Linked DNA regions of Homo sapiens: region 2 is linked to region 1. The links are chromatin loops, found by intact Hi-C in ENCODE. Cell type or tissue: PC-3. All regions are shown on one strand. Links, peaks and the distances in the headings refer to the core of each region. The heading gives the core; the rest is flanking DNA.

The links. Hi-C counts contacts between places; a loop is a spot of excess contacts. Peaks named below come from ENCODE experiments on the same cell type or tissue, not always from the same donor. Only the 100,000 strongest peaks of a DNase experiment are listed, where the experiment ranks them.
Region 2: a loop joins it to region 1, with 5 times the contacts of the local background. A loop is called at or near these places in 5 of 110 quality-filtered maps.

Annotation. Positions count from the first base shown.
Region 1 is chr9:72,668,422-72,680,972 of GRCh38, reverse strand. The region is part of intron 5 of TMC1 (transmembrane channel like 1); the gene reads right to left. Among named protein-coding and RNA genes, the nearest start is that of TMC1, 150 kb to the right of the region's middle. RefSeq lists an enhancer at 1-478. In PC-3, for the core only: no CTCF peak of the experiment used is centred there; no DNase peak of the experiment used is centred there.
Region 2 is chr9:72,610,185-72,622,735 of GRCh38, reverse strand. TMC1 (transmembrane channel like 1) reads right to left here. Exons shown (of 24, transcript NM_138691.3): 3 at 6,259-6,368. Among named protein-coding and RNA genes, the nearest start is that of TMC1, 95 kb to the right of the region's middle. In PC-3, for the core only: no CTCF peak of the experiment used is centred there; a DNase peak (open chromatin) is centred at 6,595.

The DNA of each region.
Region 1 (12,551 bases), core at 2,446-10,445:
AAGAATGGTTTTCAGGGTTCATGGATAAGCAAACAAAATGAAACAAACAAAAAACACTAAAGAATTGTGAAAGAACTGAAAGAAGAGGATTGTTCCTAAGGCATAAAGAAGCATAAAAGGCTGGCTGAACTCTGTACACATCTTTACCCTTCCTTTGTAGCACTGCTTTTGTTCACATTAGAGATGCTAATTATTGCTCATTAGCATACATTAGCAAATGTTAATGAGTGTCTTCCAAAGAACAAAAGGCAGTGGGGGCAGGGTAGAGTCAGGGTGAAGGCTTAGCGGTGAGGGAGGGGCTACAACAGAAGAGAGACAAAGAGAAAAAGGAAATGAGAGCAATATAGAACTTAGATTCATAGTTTCCTAAAATTTAGAAGATCTATCTTCCTGACAAAATAGTAATAGCATCAAGAAAAGTGAAATAATTTACTTCATTTTTTCTATAAAAATAGAAAAAGCAAGTCATTAACTAGAATAAATCCATTTTTTTTCTGCTTTTTAGCTGTTAGGAGAAAATCACACTTCATAGGACTTGCTACCTAACCGGGAATATGAGTTAACACAGTCAACACTTAATGAAAAAGAATTCTGAATTCTAGTTATTCTCAATTCATCCTAATTTTTTCTCTCACAGACTCAACTTGCAATATTCAGGAAGACTAAACCTATATATAATTTGTATATGGCATGTAATATAATTAAAATAATTCACATAGAATGTGGTATACATATTAATTTATATCCTAGAGGAAGTTAGTTAATATTTGAGTACTCCAGTTAAGGATTGACAATGTTAGAATGGAGATTTAACACCTAAAATACTGGAATCAGGAGCACTTCAGCCATCTCTATCTTAGACTAGCACCAGATGGTTTGTTAGTTGGAACAATGCTTATTAGAAGTAAATTTTGTGAAATTAAATGTGATTGAGATGTGTGGATTTGCTAGAAATATTATTTCTGCCCCCGTCTTTGTATACAAAGGGTCATGTTAGCCTCAATAATCTCATTTTGGAATAGTAGGCACTGTACACCCAGGAATCCCAAATGGTTACTTGTTTTGCCATTTAATGGAGAATTTTTTTATCTGATAAGACCTCTGTGAAATAGGCATACTCCAGTTCCTGCCCATGAAAGGATCAGGGAAAATTTCCTACTTCATTACTATAGATTGAAAGCTTATGTTCCCCAAAATTCATATGTTGCAAGATAACCCCCAATACAATGGTATTGTTAGGTCATGGGATGAAACCTTCATGAATGGATTAGTGCCATTGTAAAGAAGACTCCAGAAACTTTATTCATTCTTTCTACCATATGGAGACACAGCAAATGGATGGCTGTCTATGAACCAGAGTGTAGGCTCTCACCAGACACCAAATCTGCCAGTAGTGCCTGGATATTGGATTTTCCAGCCTCCAGAACTATGAGAAATAAATATCTGTTGTTTATAAGCTGCCTAGTCTATGATATTTTGTTATAGCAACCAAACAGAGTAGGACAATTATATGTTGCACTCTGTACAAATAACAAATGCTCTTGTTTAAGTGAAGCCAGTTGGGCAATAGGAAACAGAAGAAGGTGGATGGGTTGGTAAGAAAGCAAAAGAGAGAGGGGCCTATAGACCTGGGCAAATACTCTGGAGTTAGGAAATAAAGGTCTAGAGAAAAAGAAAGTCTTGAGGGAGAAAGAGAAAACAGAAAATTATGTTTAATAACTTATGCTGAACTCAGTGAGATATTAAACACAAGCATGAAAAAACAAACCCATTTGTCCCAATAAAAAGATCGGTGTAAATATGAGAAAAGAATGGGAGACATGCATTGTCATAAGTATGCTTATGAATAGCAGGGGCAAACTGAAAGTCTTTGGGGTCAAACTTATTGGGGGCTTCAAAATGAAAGAACATTGATTAAAATAGCATGAATGTTAGAGGAAAACAAAAGAAAGAAACTAGGTAAATATAGACTTCAGTGGGATGGGAGTTGGGAATGTCACATACAAACATACTAAGAATTTTTATCTCAACACATAACATACTTGCTTGGCATAGACACTAAAGGTAACATTATTAGAATAAAGAAAAGAATTTATGTGTATGATTCCACTCCTGGGATCATTTTAGCCATGACTGTAAAATATTTTACATGAAGATTACAATCAGAGATTTCTAATTGTCTTATTTTCTGAAGAACATCAAAGTGAAAAGTGGTCAAACCATGTATCTCACAAGGGTCAACTAATTCCTGAGTGAAACTAATGACTTTATGAAAAACATAATAAATATAGTCTATAATAATAGAATTGAGAATATATATATACATACTGCATATAAACAAATACAGCTTTTTTAAAAAGCTAAAAATTAAGATCCTTCTTTGTGCCAAGTACTCTTATTTCATTTTATGCTTGTAATAATATAATATGATAGTTATTACTCACACTGCTTTACTGGTGAGAAACCTGAGGCTCACAAACATTAACTGACTTGCTAAAGTCTGCATAGTAAGAAAGTGGCAGAACTAGAATTCAAACCCGTAAGCATGAGTCTGAATTCTGAAACTCATATTCTTAAATAATATAATTCATTTTTGCTCTAAAATAGAATGTTGTCTTCAATGTGGAAATGGGAAAGCTATCTCAGGATACATATCCAAGATTTATCTGTGCCTGAGGAGACTGACTACTGAGATCAATAAATTCTAGTTAACTCCTTCATTCTAGCAAAGAAACTCTGAATAGACACGGGTCAAATGACTTGACAAAAATCATACAACCAATAAGTGGCATAACCAAGATTTAAATTCTAGTCTTCTATTTCCACCTCCAGGGTTGCTTTCATACCATGCTGCCTCAGTTACATTGATTGCAAAATTTTACCCAAAAGGTGTGAAAGTGTATTGTAAAATCAGCAATGAAAAATGCAAGCACCTCATTTCATGGTGAGTCTGAAATGGAACATGTACGTAGATCCAAATTCAAGTTCCTGCCATCAATGTTATTCTTTACATGGGTAAAGTTTGGTTAAAAACAATAAATATATAAAAATGAATGCACAGACACCACACTTTATTCATCAGGCTAAACACCATTCATATTACAGGATCTTGTTCAGAGTGTTAACACGGCAGATGCTCAATGGTTACTTGATCAATCAATGAGTTAAGCCAGCATGAATACTAAACAGGAACAGACAGGGAAGGTCAAAACATGAGTCTGCATTCAGAGAAAATCATATTGTCAAAAAAGGCAATCCCAACATTTTTCAGTTTGGGTTGTCAGAGTGGGGAAAAATGATAGGGTATTAATAATTGATTGTCTATATCTGAGTCATAGTCTAAGGATAATCTCATCTCTTGTCATTTAGTAAATATATATGGAGCACTTACTCCTTGCCAGGCCGGGTGCCCTGTATTGGAGAGAATGCACGGATTAGTAAGAAAGTGTGGAAGTGAATTTTATGTGTCTATTTGGCTGGGCCAAAGTGCCTAGATATTTGGTGAAAGATTATTCTGGGTGTGTCTGTGAGGATGTTGCTGAATGAGATTAACCTTTGCATTGGTAGACTGAGGAAATCAGACTCCTTCCCCTATGTGGGTGAGCCTCATCTAATCCACTGGAGGCCTGAAAAGAACCAAAGGCTGAGCAAGACAGAATTTTCTCTCTCTGCCTAAAGGTCTCTGAGCTGGGACATCTGTCTTCTCCCCTCTTCAGACTCTGAGTGGAACTTACACAATGAGGACTCCGGGTTCTCAAGCCTTTGGCCTGCAGATTTTGAGACTTTTTAGCCTCCATGAACCAGTTCCTGTGTGTGTGTGTGTGTGTGTGTGTGTGTGTGTGTAATTTCTGTTCCCCTAGAGTGCCCTGGCTAACAAAGGAAGTCTCTGTCCTCAAGATTACCTTGATGAAAGCAGTCAAGTACAATAAGAAGACACCTGATATAATTATTTAGTAAATTCCACCAGAGAAATACAGGCAAAAGACCTATGAGAGAGAAAGGGAAAGACAGAGAGAGAGATCAGGTTCATTAGGCAGTTTCAGGATATTTGCTTTTTGTTATATTTCTTCAAATGTTTCCAGAAACAGGCAGAAGATTAATCAATACACATAAACACACGTTTCAATACCTGATTTCCTTTGGATGAAATCTCAATTTCTTCAAGATCACGGCCATGGAGAACAGAGTTTGTCCTGACTGGCCTAGTACTGAGAAATACGAATAAGAAAGAAGGACTTCTGTTTATCTGGGTCCTGAGATGATTGCATTCATCCACAGAACTAGAAAAGTCAACTCAAGAGCTTTCAGGTTGTTGCCTGGCTCTAGGAGAATGAGCCTATGTTTTTGAGTCAGACAGAGACATGTTTGAGTTTTGGCTCTGCTACAGTTTTATGCCATCCTGTACTGTGGCTAATTTATTTAAACTCCCTATGCCTTAGTGAAAGGAAGGAATTGTAATTATTGTGTACGGTTGCTGTGAGAACTAAATATAATAATAAATACATGCAATATACTCAATACAGTGCCTGGTACAGAACAAAGGTTTTAATAGTCTACAAGGGCATTCAAATGCTTTGACACATACCAACACACAAATTTTTGGCATCTTTAATCTAAACTTTTAGGAAGATAAGGAAAACACAACTACTTTGAGCTTTTTCTTAATACCTTAGCATCTACAAGTAGAAATATCCCATAAGATTTAGTCTGAGATGATATTAGAAACCACTTCACCAAAAGATAAAGACTAGGCATAAAATATTACCCTAAATTGGTATTTATTAACTCTCTTGATACTCTTAACTCCAACGCCAATGTCTGCTCTTGATGATGTCAACCAATATTGAAAGAAGAGGCAGCCAAATTCAAACTTGCTGTGCTGCCTTAGCCAATGGTATGCTTCCCCATCCAATTTTTTCTTGTTACCAATTGGAGGATGAATTCTAGTCCATGCTCAGATTGATCAATAAACAAAGGACCAGCAGTCATTTTGGGTACTAGTCTTTCATTGCCACAGAAATTATAAAATCAGTTCCATACAAAGAAAGAGACAAGAGTCAATGGAGCCTAGATTGGGAGATTTACACGACTTCTCTCAGCCAGCTTCAGAATTCCTTTCCTTGTCAGTACTCTGGCATTCAGAGAACAAATTATTGTAATTGTGTGGCAACAGAAAAGACAAAAAGGCATGGGGTGGGGTCACTTAGTAAGAGCTTGACAGTCTGCCAAGTCTACTAGAAGCTGGGACCTTGTACTTGCTACCATATTCAGTATCCTGATTGTAAGTGATTTTTTTGTTTTCAGTCTAAAGAAATCAATTTCATCTTCATTAAATGCCAGAGGGTTGAGACTGTAATTGTAACTATTACATCATGCAGAGAAGGACAATGGTTTGAGATCTAAACCTAGACTTTTAGCAGCCAGATCAAAAGTAGGAAAGAAAGTTAACGTTGATGAAGAGAGACTCCTCTAAAGGAGCAACAAATACACGCAGGTGCTTTTAATTCACCATTATCCTTTTTTTCCCTCACATGGGATGGAATCACTTTGGTTATTGGAATAAGCCACATCTTAGTTTTAGACAGTAAGACTAGACTACACTAAACCCATTTTTAGAAATTCAATATCATATATTTTTCAGATGACAGGAGAAATGACTGAAATTCTATTAGTAGCCTCAGAAGCTACTTAGCCTCCCCGATGTGTTCATGTGTTCCCCAAGAAATGAGTTTGTAGCTCATACCCAGCTAGAATAGACCCTCACTTCTGGTTCTTCAAGGTGATCTTACCACTCAGGCATTCATCGAACTGTTCAGCTTCACATCCTGTCTCATGTGTCATGAAATCTTACTATATGTGTATGTGTGCATATGTGTGTGTGTGCATGAGAGAGAGAATTTTAAAGATTTAGTTGAAAGATTTCTGAGTCCTGGATTTATTTTCATACTTCTGCATTCTTCTTAAGGATCTTACAGTAAGATAGTTCCAAACAACAAATTGTCTCAACTGTGTGAGCTTGGTAAAGCTGTTTGCTCACCCTAAAACACAATTATCATCAATAGCCTGATGGCTTGATTTGAGATTAGCTTATTTTTTATTCATCAGCTCAGCCTGGCAGCAATGAGAGTATATTTTAATGGATTCCATGGACAAAGACCATCAATTTTCCTCTTCATTCTGTGGTGTTGAATTCTGCCACTCTCTCCAGACCTCTTCCCCTGTCTCCCAAATCCTGGAGGATTTCTAGCAGGGAAAGGCCAAGGCAATGGATCTCAAACTTTAATGGACATCATTATCACCTGGAGAGCTTGTGAAAACACAGATTCCTGGGCTTTGCCCACAGAGATTCTGGTTCAGTAGGTCTGGGATGGGCCCAGTAATTAGCTTTTCTAAAAAGCTTCCAAGTGGTGCTAAAGCTGCTAGTGGTTGGCAACCACTGTTTAAGGCATCCTGAGGGCACGGGGAAAGTTAATAAGCATCTGCTGCCTTCCTTTAGGAAACATAACTCTCATGACCTAGAAATTGTCTTTCTTTGTCTATCTTTATTTCAGTCTCACACTGTCTTGATTACTGTAGCTTTATAATGAGCTCTGAGGGCAAGTATATGTCTTCCAAACTTACTCTTCTTTTTCAAAGATAGTTTGCCTCTTGTAGGTCCTTTGCATTTTCATATAAATTTTAGGATTAGCTTGTCAAATTTTGCAAGCATTTTTAAAAGCCTATTGAGGTATTGATTGAGATTCTGTTGAATTATAGACCAATTTAAGGAAAATTAATATCTTCACAGTGTTAAATTTATCTAATTCACAAATGAGGTTTCCATTTATTTCTGCCCTCTTTAATTTCTTACAGCAATGTTTTATAGTTTTCAGTGTTCAAATCTTGAGCCACTTTTGTCAGGTTTGTTCCTAAGTACTTCATAATTACTTTTTCTGATATTTTAAATGATATTTTACAATTTTTAATTTCCGATTGCTTCTTGCATACAGTGGTCTGTAGTTTTGTTTTCTTGGAATGTCTTTTTCTGGTTTTGGATAGAGTAGCACTGGCCTCAGGGAGAGTTGGGAAATATTTCCTCCTCTTCAATTTCCTAGAAAAGTTTACGCAGAATTAGAATTACTTTCTCCTTAAATATTGGGTACAATTCTCTAGGGAAACAGTCAGAGCTTGGAATACGTTTTGTAGGATAATTTTTAACTATCAACTTAATTTCTTTAATAGATATACAGCTACTAAGATTATCAATTTCTTCCTGAATGAACTTTGGTAGATTGTGTCATATAAGTAATTTGTGCAATTTATCTAAGTTGTCAAATTTATTGGCCTGAGTTTTTTATCATATTATCTTATTGTTCTTTTACTATCTGTAGAATTTGTAATGATGCCACTTTTCTCATTTCTGTCTTCTGTATTAGATGAATAAATGTTATACTAAAGTTATTTATTTTTGGGTGCTACATATACAGTATGAAAAAAAGGAAATCGTTTCTTCTTGATAAATTCCTAATCAGTCTTGACCAGTGGTTTATCAATCTTACTGATCTGTATAATAACAAGTTTTGGGTGTTATTAAATTTTGTTTTGTTTTGTTTTTCTGTTTTCTACTTTATTGATTTCAGCTCTGGTCTTTAATACTTACTTTCTTCTGCTTATTTTGGATTTATTTGTTTTGTTTTTCTAGTTTCTTCAGGTAGAAACTGAGATCACTGGCTTGAGATCTTCTTTTCTAATATAGGTCTATACTATTATAAATTTTCCTCTAAATACTGCTGTTGTTGCATCTCAAAAGTTTTGAAATGTGTGTTTAATTTAGTTCAAACACTTTCAAATTTCTATTTTGATTTCTTATTTGACCCTGGGTCATTTAGAAGTATGATATTAGTTACCAAATATTTGGGGATTTGCCAGATATCTTTTGCTATTAATTTCAAACTTAATTCCACTGTAGTTACAGAATATACTTTGTATTAGCTGAATTATTTTAAGTCTGTTGAGATTTATTTATGGCCTAGAATATAGCATATCATGCTAAATATTCTGTGTTCTCTTGAAGAAAATGTGTATTCTGCTGCTTTTAGCTGATGTGTGTGTGTGCATATATATATACACGTGTGTGTGTGTGTGTGTGTGTGTGTGTGTGTGTGTGTGTTGCCCAGGCTTGTCTCGAATTCCTGAGCTCAAGGCCTGCCAAAGTGCTGGAATTACAGGCATGAGCCCCAAGCCTGGCCCCATAAATATTAATTAATTCAAGGTGATTGATAATATTTTGGAGGTTTTCTGTATCCTTACTGATATTTTTGTCTGTTTATTCTATCAATTATTCAGAAAAAGGTCCTGAAATCTGACTAATTAATTAATTAATATTTTATTAGTTTAAAATAGTATGTCTTTTTCCATCCTTTTATCTTTTACCTATTTGTATTTTTATACTGCAAGTGGCAATATTTTCTTATAGGCAAGATATAGTTGGATATGGGTATTTTATTCAATTAGACCATTTTTAACTTTTAATTGGGGTATTTAGGCCATTTACATTTAATATGAACATCTAAGTGATGAGTTTATTCTCTTACCATTTAATATTTTTGCAGATTGAATTAATTTAATTTTATAAGGAATTTAGAAACCATGAGAAAATATTTATATTTCATTAAAAAAACAAAGTCTGTACATCACTCAAATTTTAAAAGTCAGCGAGACAATAAAAAAAGTACTAAGTAATATGTTTCGTTTTAGAACAAAATATTATCAGTGGCTCATCATAACTGATATATGAACACAAAGAAAATGCTAAAAAGGTGTAAAACTGAATCTCAAAGTGATCCAGTTGGATGAAGGGAGCACCAGGTGTCACCAATGTGGGACTGCCATATATTCTACCAAAGGAAACAAACTACCACTAGGAGATAAAGATAAGCAAATAAATAAACTTGGGAAGAAAAGGATCCCACAATTCCTGGAATGTTACAGTAAATGGTTTATTTGTTTCTGTTCTTACATGTGTTTCATCTTTCTTCCTTTAAGAAATTAAGTGGATGTGTGAGGGATCCAAGCATATTTCCCAGTTATATCTTATTTTTTCAGTAAGGATAACTTTATATTGAATAAATAATGATTGATACTCCCTGTCATTTCAGCCACTGAATATACTATTAAAATGATTTAACAACTATACTATGCTTTGATTTTTTTTCTTTTTAAAAAACTGTAAGTCAAGAATATTTAAAGAATGAAAGTCTCTTAATTTAAAAAATATACAGTCATCCTTTGGTATCTGAGGGGGATTGATTCCAGGACACCCCTCAAGCCCCTCCTGTATACCAAAATTAATGGATGCTCATGTCCCTACCATTTAATTTTTATTTCTCCCATCTCTTCTTTGTTTTTGCTTTCCTCTTTCAGCCTTCTTTTGGATGAATTGACTTTTCCAATGATTCCATTTTACCACCTTTATGGTATATTATGTACAACTCTTTGTGTTACTATTATAAAGTGGTTGGTTTCAGGTGATGGGTATCAAGATATACTACCCCAAAATGTAACACCTTAGCATGTTAAATATTTTAAGCTGTATGAATTTGAGAAAACTGCAGAAGCAGGACGGTCACTCTGTTCTTCCCTGGCACTTCTCTGAAGCAGATCATAAGTCCCTCATGTGAGAGGTGCCCTCCCTATACCCAGAGAAAAGAAACATCCTTGTCTCTCACGACAAAAGGTCAAGGAGAAAAATCTGAACAAGCAAACCCAGCTAAATTTCCCCCAGTTTACTACCATTAGATCATAACCCCATTGTATTATATGCCCCATTATATTTCTCCATGACTATCCATTCTTCATCAAACCTACTATAAAAATACTCAGATCTGTTTCTTTGAGTCTTCTTTCCTTATGATGGCTACTGTGTCACATAACACTTATATTAAGTAAATGTGTATGCTTCTGTGTTATTAATCTGTTTTTTGTTATAGTGGCCTCAGCTGTGAACCCAGGATGGGTAGAAAAAGATATTTTTCTTTCCCTAAGAGGTTACAGTGGTCTTTAGTCACAGTCTCTCTTCAAGTGATACTACACCATTTCATACATAGTGTAAAACCTTATACCAGTATGTTTCCATTTCTTTTCTTACAGACTTTATACTACTGTTGTCATACATGTTTTGATGTTCATTAATCCTTCTTCTATATCTAATCTGCTGCGAATCCCATCTCGCTTATGCTTCATCTCAGATATTGTAATTTTCATCTGTACATATTTTATTGTCTTTTTATTTCTTCTGTGTCGTGATTTGATCTTTCCTCTAGCCACTTGAACATGTGTAATGGCTAGAGTTGGCAGTTATAATTAGCTCTTTGTTTACTAATTACATCATCTGTGTCATTGATGGGGCAATTATGTATAATTGATTTTTCTTGGAATTATGGGTATTTATTTTCATGCTTCTTTATATTCATGGTAATATTTGGTTGCATATTAGACATTATGAATTTTACCTTACTGACTGCTAGATATTTTCATATTCCTATAGTCTTCGGCTTTGTTCTGGTATATATTTAAGTTACCTGGAAACAGTTTTATCCTTTAGGGTCTCATTTTTTAAGTTTTGTTAGGATCAGAGCAACATTTGGTCTAGGACTAATTTTTTCTCACTGCTGAAGCAAAACCCTTCTAAGTACTCTACCTAATGTCCCATGAATTTCATGGTTTTTATACTCTTTCTGGTGGAAAGAGGAGCTATTCCCAGGCCTATGTGATTCTAAGGATTTGTCCCTCTAAACCTTTTCAGAGGTTCTTTCTCCAGCCACACACATGCACTGATCATGATTCAGCAGAAGAGTCAGCAGGAACACTACAGAAATCCAGAGCTCACTCTCTGTTCAGTTTTCTTTTCTCTGGAACTCTTTCTCATGAATTGCAGCTATCTTTGTACCTGCAGACTTTCAGGTCTCTCTCCTTAACTCAGAAAGAGCAATAGTTTCCATTCGCAACCCTTCTCTCTGCACCCTGGCCTGGAATCTCTCTCCAGGCAGTAAACTGGGGCAATCACAGGCTCACCTAATTTGTTTTCCCTCTCTCAGAGGTCATTATCCTTTGTTGTCTGAGGTATAATGTCTTGAAAACTGTTGCTATATATATCTTATCCAGTTTTTATTTATTTCACATAAAAGAGTAAATTCAGTATCTGTATTTCATCTTAACCACATTGAGAAATCTATTTGTGCTAACTATTCTAGAGGTCTCTAAGATAAGTTCTTTTTTTCAAGTCATATGGAAAAAAAAAAATGAGTCAAGAGACTAGCTATCTCTTACCCTTTCTCTTTTGTTTCACATCGGCTCATCCCCAGGTATGTGAAATCACCAATTTTAAGAGAAGGGTTATATCAATTATGCATTGTTTAAATAAAAATAACATTTATAAATATTTCAATGACATGCAGAAATGTTTATGATAGATGTCATACAAAAATATCATTAAAATTCTACAGATTATAAAGTTAGAATATCTGAAATAAATGTCTTCTGCAAAAATAAATTAATTAAAAGCTGAAATGAAATATGCCAAAATTTTTGCAGTCATATCTAGATGATGAGGTTGTGAGATGTTATTTCTTTTCCTTTAGATATTTTCTGTACTTTGTAAATTATTATAGTACATTTTTTTTTCTTTAGATAGAGTCTTACTCTTTCGCCCAGGCTGGAGTGCAGTGGTGCAATTCCAGCTCACTGCTACCTCCGCCTCCCAGGTTCAAGCGATCCTCCTGCCTCAGCTTCCCGGGTATCTGGGATTACAGGCGCCTGCCGCCACCTCACCCAGCTAATTTTTGTATTTTTAGTAGAGACAGGGTTTCACCATATTGGCCAGGCTGGTCTTGAACTCCTGACCTCAGGTGATCTGCCCCACCTCAGCCTCCCAAAGTGCTGGGATTACAAGCGTGAGCCACTGCACCCAGCTGTATTATCTTTTAAAAGGGCAAAATTGTGTTATGTTTTTGTTTTCTAAAAATGAGTTGTAGGGAGACAAAAACTGAGAGAAAATTTTGAGGAAAATATACAGAAGGTCTGAAGTTACTGCTTAGCTATTTCTTTAAGTATCTCACACAAGCTGTTCTTTGCTTGACCCTGGCAGTTATAAAACATAGCCCTGTGTCTCTATGAAGAAGGCCTGGATTATAAAATATCATGAAAAAACAGGAATCGAACATCCAGAATTTAGTAAACATTATTTTAATCCCACAGTATTAGGAAAAAAGGAGCCAATGCCATAAAATATTAATAGTGCTCTCTTCGATAGAGGCTAAAATGTTCTATCTTGTAATAGAGCTCAGGACCGGACTTTTAGAGGAAAATGATGAAAAGTTTAGAGAGAAGTGATGGCAAAGGGTTCTAGTTAATTAACTCTACTCTCTCTTGGTTACCAAATTAAGGGAACTCAGTTGGACTATTCTATTCTTAGATCAGGTTCATGTGATGATCCTCATTGTACAGAGAAGAAAACAGAAGCAGAAAGAGCTCCAGATAATTCACTCGTTAATTCACTCAATCAACAAGAATAC
Region 2 (12,551 bases), core at 2,229-10,228, 58 kb after region 1:
CTCACCAAGGGAATAATAGATAATCAAAACAATTTTATGCCAGTGTGTGGATAGCTCCCTACTTATTTAACAAGTCTGGTATTGTTGAGCCTTTAACTTTTGTATCATTCAAGGTCCAAGTGGAAGACAAAAACTATGATAATTATTTGAACAGGGAAAATTTAATGTTCCAAAAATTACCTACTAAAAGATATATAAAGGAGGACTCTAAGAGGCCCAGGCATCAAGAATTTTAAAAGGAGCTATTATTTCTAGGCTGAGGAAGAAGAACAGTAAAGGCACTAAGGATGAGGACAAGCCCTCCTTGCCCCAAGGCTGAGATTCAGACCTCTTCAGAGAGATAGTAACTACCACAGGCAGCCTGCAGGAACAAAGAAACGACTGAGTGCAAAGGCTGGCATTGATCCATAAAAGCAATCTATCATCACTGGTGGATGAGAGTGGTTGGAAGCTGGTGTACAGGAGTGACCTTCCTTTGCTTGGTGCTGCGGGTGGGCCAGAGTTCATCTATAGAAGTGACCCACCATTGCTGGAGGGTATGGACAGGCTGAAGTTACTCTGAAATCGCTGCTGGTAGGGAAAGATGGCCTGTAGGTGCACCTGGAGCCTCTATTCCATTGCAGGGTCTCTCCAGTGCCCTCAATTGACAAAGTTGAATATCCCCCAAATTTGCAAAAGAGAAAGATCCACAGGGTCCAGCTCCATTCACACAAAGCAAGATAAACAAGGGTGGATTTGGAGCTCAGAGACATAAACTGATATCTGCCACCTTGCAAATTTTTATTGTTATAGATAAAATTATTATCAACATTCAAATAATTCTTTGCAGATATCTTATGATTATTTTCCTTAGGATAGATTCCAAGAGGTAGAATTAACAAGACAAACTATTTATATGTTTAAAAATATTTGAGTATATAATAATAAAATTTCCTTATAAATGTGCCAATTTATGTTCACCCGAGGAGAGTATGAATATATGAAGGAAGCCTAAGCACAATCTGCATGATTCTCGGAGGGTGATTTTCTAGAACAAATTCTCAGACACTGAGTGATCTTAGCTGACTGCCCAGTTTAGCCAGCTTTTGTTCTCTACTCATTTGCTGTACAGCCTTTCTGTAGAGTGATTTTAGTTTGCTTATTAAAGTGGCTCTCAAAGCAGAGATAAAACTAAAGTTCTAAGAGTCAGGAAAAGATTTTTTTTAATCTTACATGAGAATATTCACAAGCAACATTTGATTCTTGAAAGAAATACAATTCAGGAAAACCAACAGCTATGTCCACACTTTTGGATTGAGGACTTGGAAAATATTCACGATGTCCTCTCACAAATGTCAAAGGTCTCCTGTAAGACACTAACTCCCAGGGATGTTGTGAGGGTCAGTAATTACGTGTAAGGCACACAGGGGGAGTCAATAAATAGTAGCTTGATCCCCTGAGAGCATTGCTGTTAAATTGCTAAGAATCCAAGGATATATGTTTTTCATTTTATTAAAGTTGTTTTCAATGTGTATGTAAATATGCCCTTTATGGCCAAGCTAAATCTGTGTTACAATAACGTGTTATTCTCTGATGACTAGTTACAGATTGTATTGTATCTCAAGAGGTATTTTCTATACATTTGTGTAATCAGTTATGAAAAGACATAAGGAATAAGGGCAATTCACCATTTTAAAGAAATTAACCTCATAAGGGGAGCCTTCTTCTAAGTGGCTCACTTGGTTGCCAAGTAGACTGACGTCAATCAGTCATGATGCAGTTAGTGAAAAGTTCTTTGACACAGGTGGGTGGTGCAAGTGTTTACACCAGGCATAGTAAACTCATTTTCAGCTAACTCAGAGCATAAAGCAATAATATTTGCAGGGACATTTAGGTGAAGAATCTCCTTCTGAGGTTAATTTCTTTAAAATAGTCAATTGCCTTTATTCTTTACATCCTTTCATAGCTAACTACGGCAATGTATAGAAAATACCTGGAGGTACCATGTAATTACTATAATTACTATAAATCTACACTGGTCAGATCTTCAGATCCTTGAAGGTCAATCTTTAGTCACTTATTAATCACCCCATGATAAATTCAACTATACCAAATTTGGCCATTTTTCTCCAGATTTAAGAGATAAGTACGAAATTTTGCACACATAGATGAAGTATCCAGGACCATGTCAAAGTAATAGAAATCTGGCTAGGTATGGTGGTTCAGGACTGTAATGCCAGCACTTTGAGAGGCTGAGGTAGGAGGATCACTTGAGTCCAGGCATTCAAGATCAGCCTGGACAACATAGTGAGACCTCATTGCTACAAAAAAAAAATTCTTTTTTTAATTAGCCAGGCATGGTGGTGCCTGCCTTATAGTCCCGGCTACTCAGGAGGCTGAGGTGAAAGGATCATTTGAGCCCAAGAAGTCAAGGCTTCAGTGAGCCATGAGTACACCACTGCACTCCCGTCTGGGCAACAGAGCCAGATCCTATCTTAATAATAATAATCTAATTTTTAAAACATAACCACATTTTGTACTTTTGACATTTTTTTCTTTGCTTGGCAATAATGGACTTGAGCATGTCACTTTGCTTTTTGGTGACTTAAAAATTTTTTAAATTAGGCCAGGCACAGTGGCTCCCGCCTGTAATCCTAGCACTTTGGGAGGGTGAGGTGGGTGGATTCCAAGGTCAAGAGATTGAGACTATCCTGGCCAACGTGGTGAAACCCCGTCTCTACTAAAAATACAAACATTAGCTGGGCATGGTGGCACATGCCTGTAGTCCCAGCTGCTCAGGAGGCTGAGGCAGGAGAATCACTTGAACCCAGGAGGTGGAGGTTGCAGTGAGCCGAGATCACACCACTGCACTCCAGCCTGGTGACAGAGCGAGACTCTGTCTCAAAGTAAATAAATAAATAAATTAATTAATTAATTAATTAATTAAATAAGTTAAATTAGATCTGTAGTTTCCTACCTGGAGGATCAAATCCCTAAACACAGGTACAAGCATTGTCTATAACCTAAAAAATAATGTACTTTTCTATTCATATGCTTTTGTTTTTATAAAATATATTAATTTTTAATTTTTTGTTTAGTAAATACTAGTTAAATAACATATTTTGTATTAAAAAAATATAAAATTATACATGCTAACTGTAGAAGATTGGAACATAAAGAGAAACTAGAATACAACCACCTGTAATCCTGCCACACAGATATAGCAACTATTCACATTTCACCATTTATTCATTCAGTTTTCTTTTTATGGATATTTATACCTAGATCATTTAAAATAAACTGGAATATACTGCATGCATAATATTTTATGACTTGTTGTGTGTGTTTTACAGCATATTGTAAACATCTTCCTAAATCATAAACTTCTCTTCTACAAGGTTTAAATGACATTTCTATATATAAGGGCACACTGCTAGTTTTGAATATTTAAGTTGTGTCTAATATTTCATTATTTTAAATAATGCTGCTATGAGTATCTACGATATGATTAAATTTGTATCTTGACAAATTAAGATTTATTATTCTTAATGTTCACATTATTCCATTTCTGGACACTGGGGGCCTCTTCATGGTGGCTCCTGAGTTCTTTTGATACAATTACTATAGTCTTTCATAGTGTATCTGCTTTTCAGTATGACAAATGTTCCAGGAACTTTTTGTATGTGTTCTGCTCTGTATCTGAAAACATCCAATTCTCCAAGGAGCCCTCATTCCTTTTAGTGGAAAATGGCATTTGGAGAGCACCATCTGGGCACTAGGGCTGTTTATTGTCGTTGCTACTGGCTTGGTAATTGTTGCGAGTTCTATTCAGGAGACTGAATTTGAAAATAATTTTTTAAAAGAAAACACATTATGAGTTTATACTGAGGTTTCCAGTTTAAATTTAAGATAACATTTTTACTGGCTTCTTTAATTTTATATTTTTCTTTGTTTTTCTCTGAAATCTTGGTCCCTAATGGCATTAACATAATCATGTTTATACATTATCCTAATAGCTGTGCATCCATATGTTATGATAAGCATAAACATGATTACATTAACATATGTATTATAAATATAACTGTTTTAAAATAACAATACCAAAATTACTATTTATGATATAATTATTGAAAACTATTCAGGATTGTTGCAGTTCATTTTAACTTTATTTATATCTTGCTTATTTTTACCTTTATTTATATTTACCTTTATTTCTATCTCGATAGGGATGCACAGTCACATCAGTATGTGTTAAAGTCACTTGAAATAATTTCTGTCTGTGTGGTTATGCTACCAACTCAACTTACAGTTAGTTTAATGTGTTTCTTTTGACTTCCTTTTTAGAAATTGTTCCTTTTTTATTCTATTTTTTTCTTAATTATGGAAAATACTAACTTGGCTTCAAAGTCAAATGTACTAAAAAGAGATCCAGACAGGCAGGCATGGTAGTTCACACCTATAATCCCAGCACTTTGGGAGGCCATGGTAGGTGGATCACTTAAGGTCAGGAGACCAGCCTGGCCAACATGGTGAAACCCAGTCTCCACTAAAAATACAAAAATTAGCCGGGCGTGGTGGTGGGCACCTGTAATCCCAGCAACTCGAGAGGCTGAGGCAAGAGAGTCACTTGAACCCCGGAGGCAGAGGTTGCAGTAAGCTGAGATCAAGCGACTGCACTCCAGCCTGGGTAACAAAATGAGACTTTGTCTCAAAAAAAAAAAAAAAAAAAAAAAAGATGTACCCAGAGAAGTCTCGCTCCTATCCTTGTCTTCACCTTTTTCCTCTGTCCCTCTAGAAATCACACATACACACACACACACACACACACACACACACACACACACACACCACACATAGACTTCTTGGGTAAATGGTAACCACTATTCACATTTTCTCTAGTTTGCTCTTTCACTTAACAGCGCTTCCTGGAGATTACCACTGGCAGTGAGTAGAAATAGATCTTATTCCTTCTCTCAGCTGTGTGATGCAGCTATAACATCTTGGGTTCACACAGTCTCGATTAGTGGACATTTGGGTTGTTTCCAGTCTTTTCTCTTAAAAATCATGCTGCAGTAAATAACCTTGAATACAATTATTTTCATGTTTTCAGGTGCTATTATTTTTTAATTTATATAAATGCCTGTGTGATGAATAAAATACAAGTTATTTTGGAACATCACTGAATTCACAGTGGTCTTATGCCATTTGGTATTATCTCATTTAATATATTTACAACTTGCGGCTGCCATCATGTGATGGTCAGAGAAAATCTCAAACATTTAAAAAGAGACCACAGGCCAGGCACAATGGCTCATGCCTGTAATCCCAGCATTTTGGGAGGCTGAGGCAAGCGGATCACTTGAGGTCAGGATCAAGACCAGCCTGGCCAACATGGTGAAACCCCGTCTCTACTAAAAATACAAAAAAATTAGCCGGACATGGTGGCTGGCACCTGTAATCCAAGCTACTCAGGAGGCTGAAGCAGGAGAATCATTTAAACCCAGGAGGCAGAGGTTTCAGTGAGCCGAGATAGCACCCCTGCACTCCAGCCTGCGCAACAGAGCAAGACTCCATCTCAAAAAATAAATAAATAAAAATAAAAAGAGAGAGAGACCACATACAGGACTGCATAAGCGTTTTTCATATCCAAAAGGAAATAAATGAATAACTCTTGAAGGAAAAATCATCCTATATATCTCTGTCTAATTTTTAACTTAATTTTGCTTAAATACATAATACAAAATGAAATATAAATGCCTTATGATTATAGTCCTTATATAATAATGGCAAGACTAAACAATTTTACAAAGTCAAAGCAAGCAGACCTACAAAGGAAACAACATTCAAATCAACAACACTAATGTGATTTGATGGATGATGTGGCTCCCATGAAAGCTAGCCAGCTCCTTCCTTGTGAACATGCTACCAACTACAGCGGGGGTGGGAACAGCAGTGGGTGGGAGCAGGTTCTTGGGAATGTGGTTCATTCATCCTTTTGTGCCTTTAAAAGGATTGATTTTCCAACTGCTTTCCTCCATTCACAGCCCTGTCCTGCAATATTCTAGCCCATTCCATTATTGGGCATTTAGTTTAGGAAAATGCATCACTTACAAATTAGGTTGATATCTGCTCTGTTCTTATTGGACTTCAACAATAAAAGATATACTGCTCAGTACTAACACAACCTTGATTGTACATTAGTACTAAGCCCTAAAGTTCAGTGTAATGATCCTGAACATTACATATATGTATGTAATGTGTGTTTCTGTGTATACTTACTCATTTTAGATTTCCCCATTTCATGTCTAGTAAACAGTAGAGCTGAGATTCAAACCGAGGTCTATCTGTTCCACTGCACCACGCAGACTAAAACAGTGATCTTTCATGGCCTGGAATTATAAAGGTAGAAGTGGTTGTGATTCATTTGGAGGGGACTTGGATCTGAATCCAGATAACTGTAGCACAGTTCTGCTGTAAACCAACTTTGTGAATTTTACCTGTCCCTGACCCTGTCACAGTTTGAGCTTCCCCAACTATAATGTGAAGAGACGGCATTAAATCATTGCTAGGGCCTTTACAGTTATAATTTCTGTGAATGTTCCATGCTGGCAAACATCCCATATATGACAGAGGAATGACTCAAGTAATATTCTCTGTTTTAGCAGTGGAGTTTCCACTTTCATCCCTAAGCATCAACAAATGGGGTCAATAGCGGGCACGGTGGCTCACGCCTGTAATCCCAGCATTTTGGGAGGCTAGGGCCGAGGAATCACCTGAGGTCAAGAGTTCGAGACCAGCCTGACCAACATGGTGAAACCCCATCTCTATTAAAAAAAATTAGCTGAGTGTGGTGACGGACGCCTGTAGCCCAGCTACTCAGGAGGCTAAGGCACAAGAATTGCTTAAACCCGGGAGGCAGAGGTTGCAGTGAGCCAAGATCGTGCCATTGAACTCCAGCCCGAGCGACTGAGTGAGACCCTATCTCGAAGAAAAAAAAAAAAAATAAGAAAGGTGTCAAAGCAAAAAGAGAGGCTGGAAAATTATTCTGTGAATTTGGGGAGTATCTATTCCAAACAACTTAATGCTAAAGGATGACCATTTGATTGAAGGATATGGTTTTTTAAAAACCTATACATTACTATGGAATCACCACATTGAAGTCGAAAAGACATTTTGGAAATAACTTAATGTAATCTCTCATTTTACAGAAGCAGTTATGTGATTTCCCTAAGATCACGCAGCTTATTTGTACTATAGATGGGACTTATTACCTGGGTTTTTAAGATCCAATACACCATAATGCCCTCAAAATTATCTTTTCACATTTATCATCAAAAGTACAGAAAAGGAAAGCAGTCTCAGAGAGTGGTTGAAAATAGGCTCTAAAATTAAATTGTCTGGGTGCAAATTCCAACAGTATCACTGACTGTGTGACTTTCAGCCAAGTACATAACCTCTTTATGACTCAGTTTTCTTCATCTATAAAATGGAGATGACAATAATTGCACACCCCTCCAGTTTACCAGGAGAATTAAAATAGTAATACATGTAAGTTGTTTAGTATATTGCCTGACACATAGGAAATGAAAAATATTAACTAGAATTAAGATTAAACTATGTATTTAACATACTGGCTTAATTTGGTTTAATTTTGGTTTAATGTTGAAGCCAAATTTGGTTTAATATTTCAATTATACTTATTTCACTGGTATGCAGGATCAGAATTATCCTAAAATGATATTTCAAGGATTGTAAGTTTAGAAGCTATCCTATAACTGGCTGGGCTCAGTGGCTCACATCTGTAATCCTAGCACATTGGGAAGCCAAGGCGGGTGGATTGCCTGAGCTCAGGAGTTTCAGACCAGCCTGAGCAACATGATGAAACCCTGTCTCTACTAAAATACAAAAAATTAGCCAGGTATGGTGGCAGGCACTGTAATCCCAGCTACTCAGGAGGCTGAGACACAAGAATCACTTGAACCTGGGAGGCGGTGGTTACAGTGAACCGAGATCACGCCACTGCATTCTGGCCTGGGCAACAGAGCAAGACTCTGTCTCCAAGGGGGAAGAAAAAGTTATCCTGTAATAAAAGGTGTCTAATAGCAAAAATGAACTCTAATTTTAAGAAGATTGGACCCAAGTATAAAGCTGTTTTTCACTGTAATATTTTAAGGCCAAGTTATTCCCTTGAAAACCTTGCAAAAATTAATCACAAATTACATATAAGCAGCATTTCTTCCACTGTTTTTCTCAAGACGTGTCCCTCATTAAGCAGTTGATGATCTGATTTTTGCCAGTGTATAGACATTGCTTTAACATCACCACATTTAACTAACAGCAATTAAATCCATTTAACACACTAAGTATGAATTTCAAAAGGCCTTTATGACTGTTTATCTCATCTTTATGGACCTTTAAACTTAATAGCTTTGGTTGCAATAAAGAAGTGATTTCCAAAAGTTAAGCATCTCTTCAAGGCCACTCCAGGCTTTCCAGCTGATCAAAATTATGACATCATCCAAACACTGACCTCCATGTGTCATTGTTCTTCAAACTGGACACAAACAAACAATGTGTGGGGGTGAAGGTGGGGAGTGTCATGGTCTCTGGTCATTGAACAAGGACATTAGTCAAAGGAAATATCAGTTCAGTTCAAGAATACCAACGTTGCAGTTCTGCTCAGGTTCAATAGTTTTAGGATAATATATAGGCTCCTTTAAAATTCACAGTATAATAGCCCATATCAGTTACCATCCTTTCCTCTCTTTCTCATTCTGAAATGTTAAAGTATCTAGTTTTAAACATAGAGCCCCAGAAGAATATAATGAAAAGGACTAGCTCATGGCCACACTGCCCAGCCTACCTTTTCCAATCACTAATTTTCCCAGCTGTCATCCTTCCTCCTTCTCGCCATTGGTAAAATGTCCCCAGTCTCTCTCAACTCCTGAGACTTTCGTTAATCCTGTCTAGCCACATCAGTTACACTCCTCCCACAACACGCACACACACACAAGAAAACACGCTTGTCAGTATTCTTATTTTTGGATGGTTCAGCCACTCATCTCCGACCCCCACAGCACCCACCACCCACACTCATACCATTCTCACATTCATTCCATTGAGCCACATCTGAGTCTTTCACAGATAGTCCTTCCTCTTAATCAGCAAGCAAAGGAAATCCAAGAAGAGATAGGTTTTGCTAAAAGAGGTATGAATACTTTCACTGCCCACCCAAAAGATAATCAGGGGGCAAAAAGACTAAGTTATGGAGGATTAATATGACTAACGACTTGATGGGTGACAAAATTGCTAAAGAAACCATCAATTTCTGGGCTGGGAGCAGTGACTCACACCTGTAATCCCAGCACTTTGGAAGGCCGAGGCAGGTGGATCATCTGAGTTCGGGAGTTGAAGACCAGCCTGGCCAACATGGTGAAACCCCATCTCTACTAAAAATACAGAAATTAGCCAGGCATGGTGGCCAGTAGTCCCAGCTACTCAGGAGGCTGAGGCAGGAGAATCGCTTGAACCCGGGAGGCGGAGGTTGCAGTGAGCCAAGATCCCGCCATTGCACTCCAGCCTCGGAAACAAGAGCGAAACTCCATCAAAAAAAAAAAAAAAAAATCACATTTCTGAATAAACACAACTTACACCACTTTTTATGAAAAGTATCATAAAATAATTAAAAAATAAGAACTAGAAAAAAACTCAGCTCCTAACAATCCTTCATAGTTATAAAATTAACTCTGTGATTCTTTTCGCCAAGCCACAGCGATATGATGAACAAACTGACAATCTTTTTAACATCTTCAAGACCAGCATTTCTCAACCTCAGCACTATTGATATTTTGGGCAGGGTAATTTTTGTTGTGGGGGCTGTCTTGTGCATTGCAGTATGTTTAGCAGTATCCCTGGATTTTATCCACTAGATGCCAGTAGCACTACTCCTCCAGTTGTGACAACCAAAAATGTCTTAAATTAACAAATGTCCCTTAGGGAGCTAAATTATCCCAGATTGAGAACCACTCTCATAGAGTAGATGGAAAACTTCTTGTCCTAGATCATGGGTCTTTCAATTATAGCCTATGGGCCAAAAGCAAAGCTCACTGCCTGTTTTTGTAAATAAAGTTTTATTGAAACACAGCTACATTCATTCACTTACTTAACATCTATGGCTGTTTTCTCACTGAGATAGCAGAGTTAAGTGGTGGTAACACAGATTGTATAACTCACAGATCAAAAATATTTACTGCCTGGCTTTTTACAAAAAAAAAAAATGTTTGGGCCGGGAGTGGTGGCTCTTGTCTGTAATCTCAGCATTTTGGGGGGCCAAGGTGGGAGGATTGCTTGAGCCCAGGAGTTCAAGACCAGCCTGGGCAAAATGGTGAGACCCTGTCTCTACAAAAAAAATACAAAAAATTAACCAGGCATGGTGGTGCACACCTGTAGTCCCAGCTACTCAAGAGGCTGAGGTGGAAGGATCACCTAAGCCAGGGAGATCAAGGCTGCAGTGAGTAGTAAGCATACACTGGTTAAGTTATGTAGGCAATTGAACAGATATAGCAGGGTATAGAGAAATTTCAAGGGCCTAAGAAAGCTGGGCATTATTACCAACTCTAGGCCTGAAGGGGAAAGGATCCTGATGACCCTGTAGGTCACAGCAGATTATACCTTGCCTCTCATTCTCCCTCCCTGCAAGCTCATGCAAGTGCTCCCCAAGGGCAAAATCCAAACAGAAGCAGGAGGGCAAAGCAGCCCACTGATATGGTCCATATAGGTCAGCCTCCCGGGTCATAGAGCAGCATGGTGAAGGAAAGAGAATGGCCGTGGGGGACAGAGCGGGACAGAAGATAGCCACATAGAGCCTTAATATACAAAACTGGTCAAAGCACATGTGCTGTGATGTTTAACAGGAGAAGCTACTGAGATCAACACAGGGTGGTCTTTTCTCTAATCCACGATTCAAGACTCCAAGGAATGCAGCTTGAAAATCCCACCCAAGACCTTCTTCTGGCTTTTAACTTCATTTGTATCCTTTCTAAAAACAAAGTCCCATGTTCAGATATTTTAATGCTGTCTTTTCTAACAAGCCACAATCCTCAAGCCTACTCTTACCATTCAAGCCTTCAACTCTCAGCCACAGACATGCTCCCCATTCCTCCTGCCCCCTACCTTCTCTGCTCATGCCCCCAAGCTGCAAAGCACTAACAGACAATTTTGAAAGACTCTAATTACTAAATCCACCACATTGTCATAATATCAAACAACAGGGACCTAACTGATGCTCAGTTTCTCATGACTTGGCTGAAACTTGTCCTTAATATCCTAATCGTAAAATCCGATGGCCTTTTTCCCAAGTCTTATCAACCTTTACCTCTCTATAGCAAAATACCTTTCCATCATTTCTTGCCTCTTGATTTACCTCTTCCTTTGGCTTCTATAGTGCAGTACATTCTATGATCTTCTTATAGTTCTTTGACCAACTCTTCTTCATATCCTTCATGGGTGCTTCTAATTGAAGGAAAGAAATTTCTCCAAAGAACCTAATAATCAATGATGGTTCCCAATAATACAATTAAAGCTGCATCTTGTAGAAAGCCGACAACATTTCCTGAAGGAATATACGTAGAATTTTAAATCTTATAAATAAGTAGTTTCCATACAACTGGTGCATAACAAGATATTGTTCCCATCCAAAATCTTCTTACATCATCCAATTATCTTAGTATTTCCATTTACCCAGTCTTGAAACCCCAAGGTAAGGAGGTAACAGATGTTTTAGAACTAGAAAGATCTTCACAATTTTCTAGCTCGATACCACCACTCTGGATGAGAAAATTAACTTCCTCATCTTCTTGGCCTTCAGGCAAGGATTCTAAGGAAATATCCCAGATCTTGCTTTTTCTAGCCTTTCTCTCTTGGCTTCAGAGACGTTATCACAGCTTTAGGTCTCTCCTCTGTGAGGTGTTACCAGATATTCATCTACAGGCTTTAGTCTTTATGGTGTTTAATTTTATGCATCCACTTGACTGGGTAACAGGGTGCCCAGACATTTGGTCAAACATTATTCTAGGTGTGTCTGTGAGGGTGTTTCTGGATGAGATTAACATCTAAATCAGTAGACTGGGTAAAGCAGATTGTGGGTGGGCCTCATCCAATCTGTTGAAAGCCTGAATAGAACAAAAGGCTGAGTAAGAGAGAATTCCTTCTGTCTCACTATGTTTGAGCTGGGACCTTGGTGTTTCCTGCCCTTGGACTTTAACTGAAACATTGGCTTCTTCCTGTGTCTAGAGCCTGCAGGTTTTCACACTAGAACTACATCATTGGCTCGCTTGGTTCTTAGGCCTTTGGAATGAGCCTGGACTACACCATAGGTTCTCCTGGGTCTCTAGCTTGCCGACTGTAGGTATTGAGACTTGTCAGCCTCCACAATCATGTGAGCCAATTTCTTATAATGAATTATATAATAAATGTATACTTTATTGATTCTGTTTCTCTTGAGACCCCTGACTAATATAATCTTCTTTTAAGCTCTAGTCCAATATTTTAAAAATCAAGTTTAAAATCTCTAA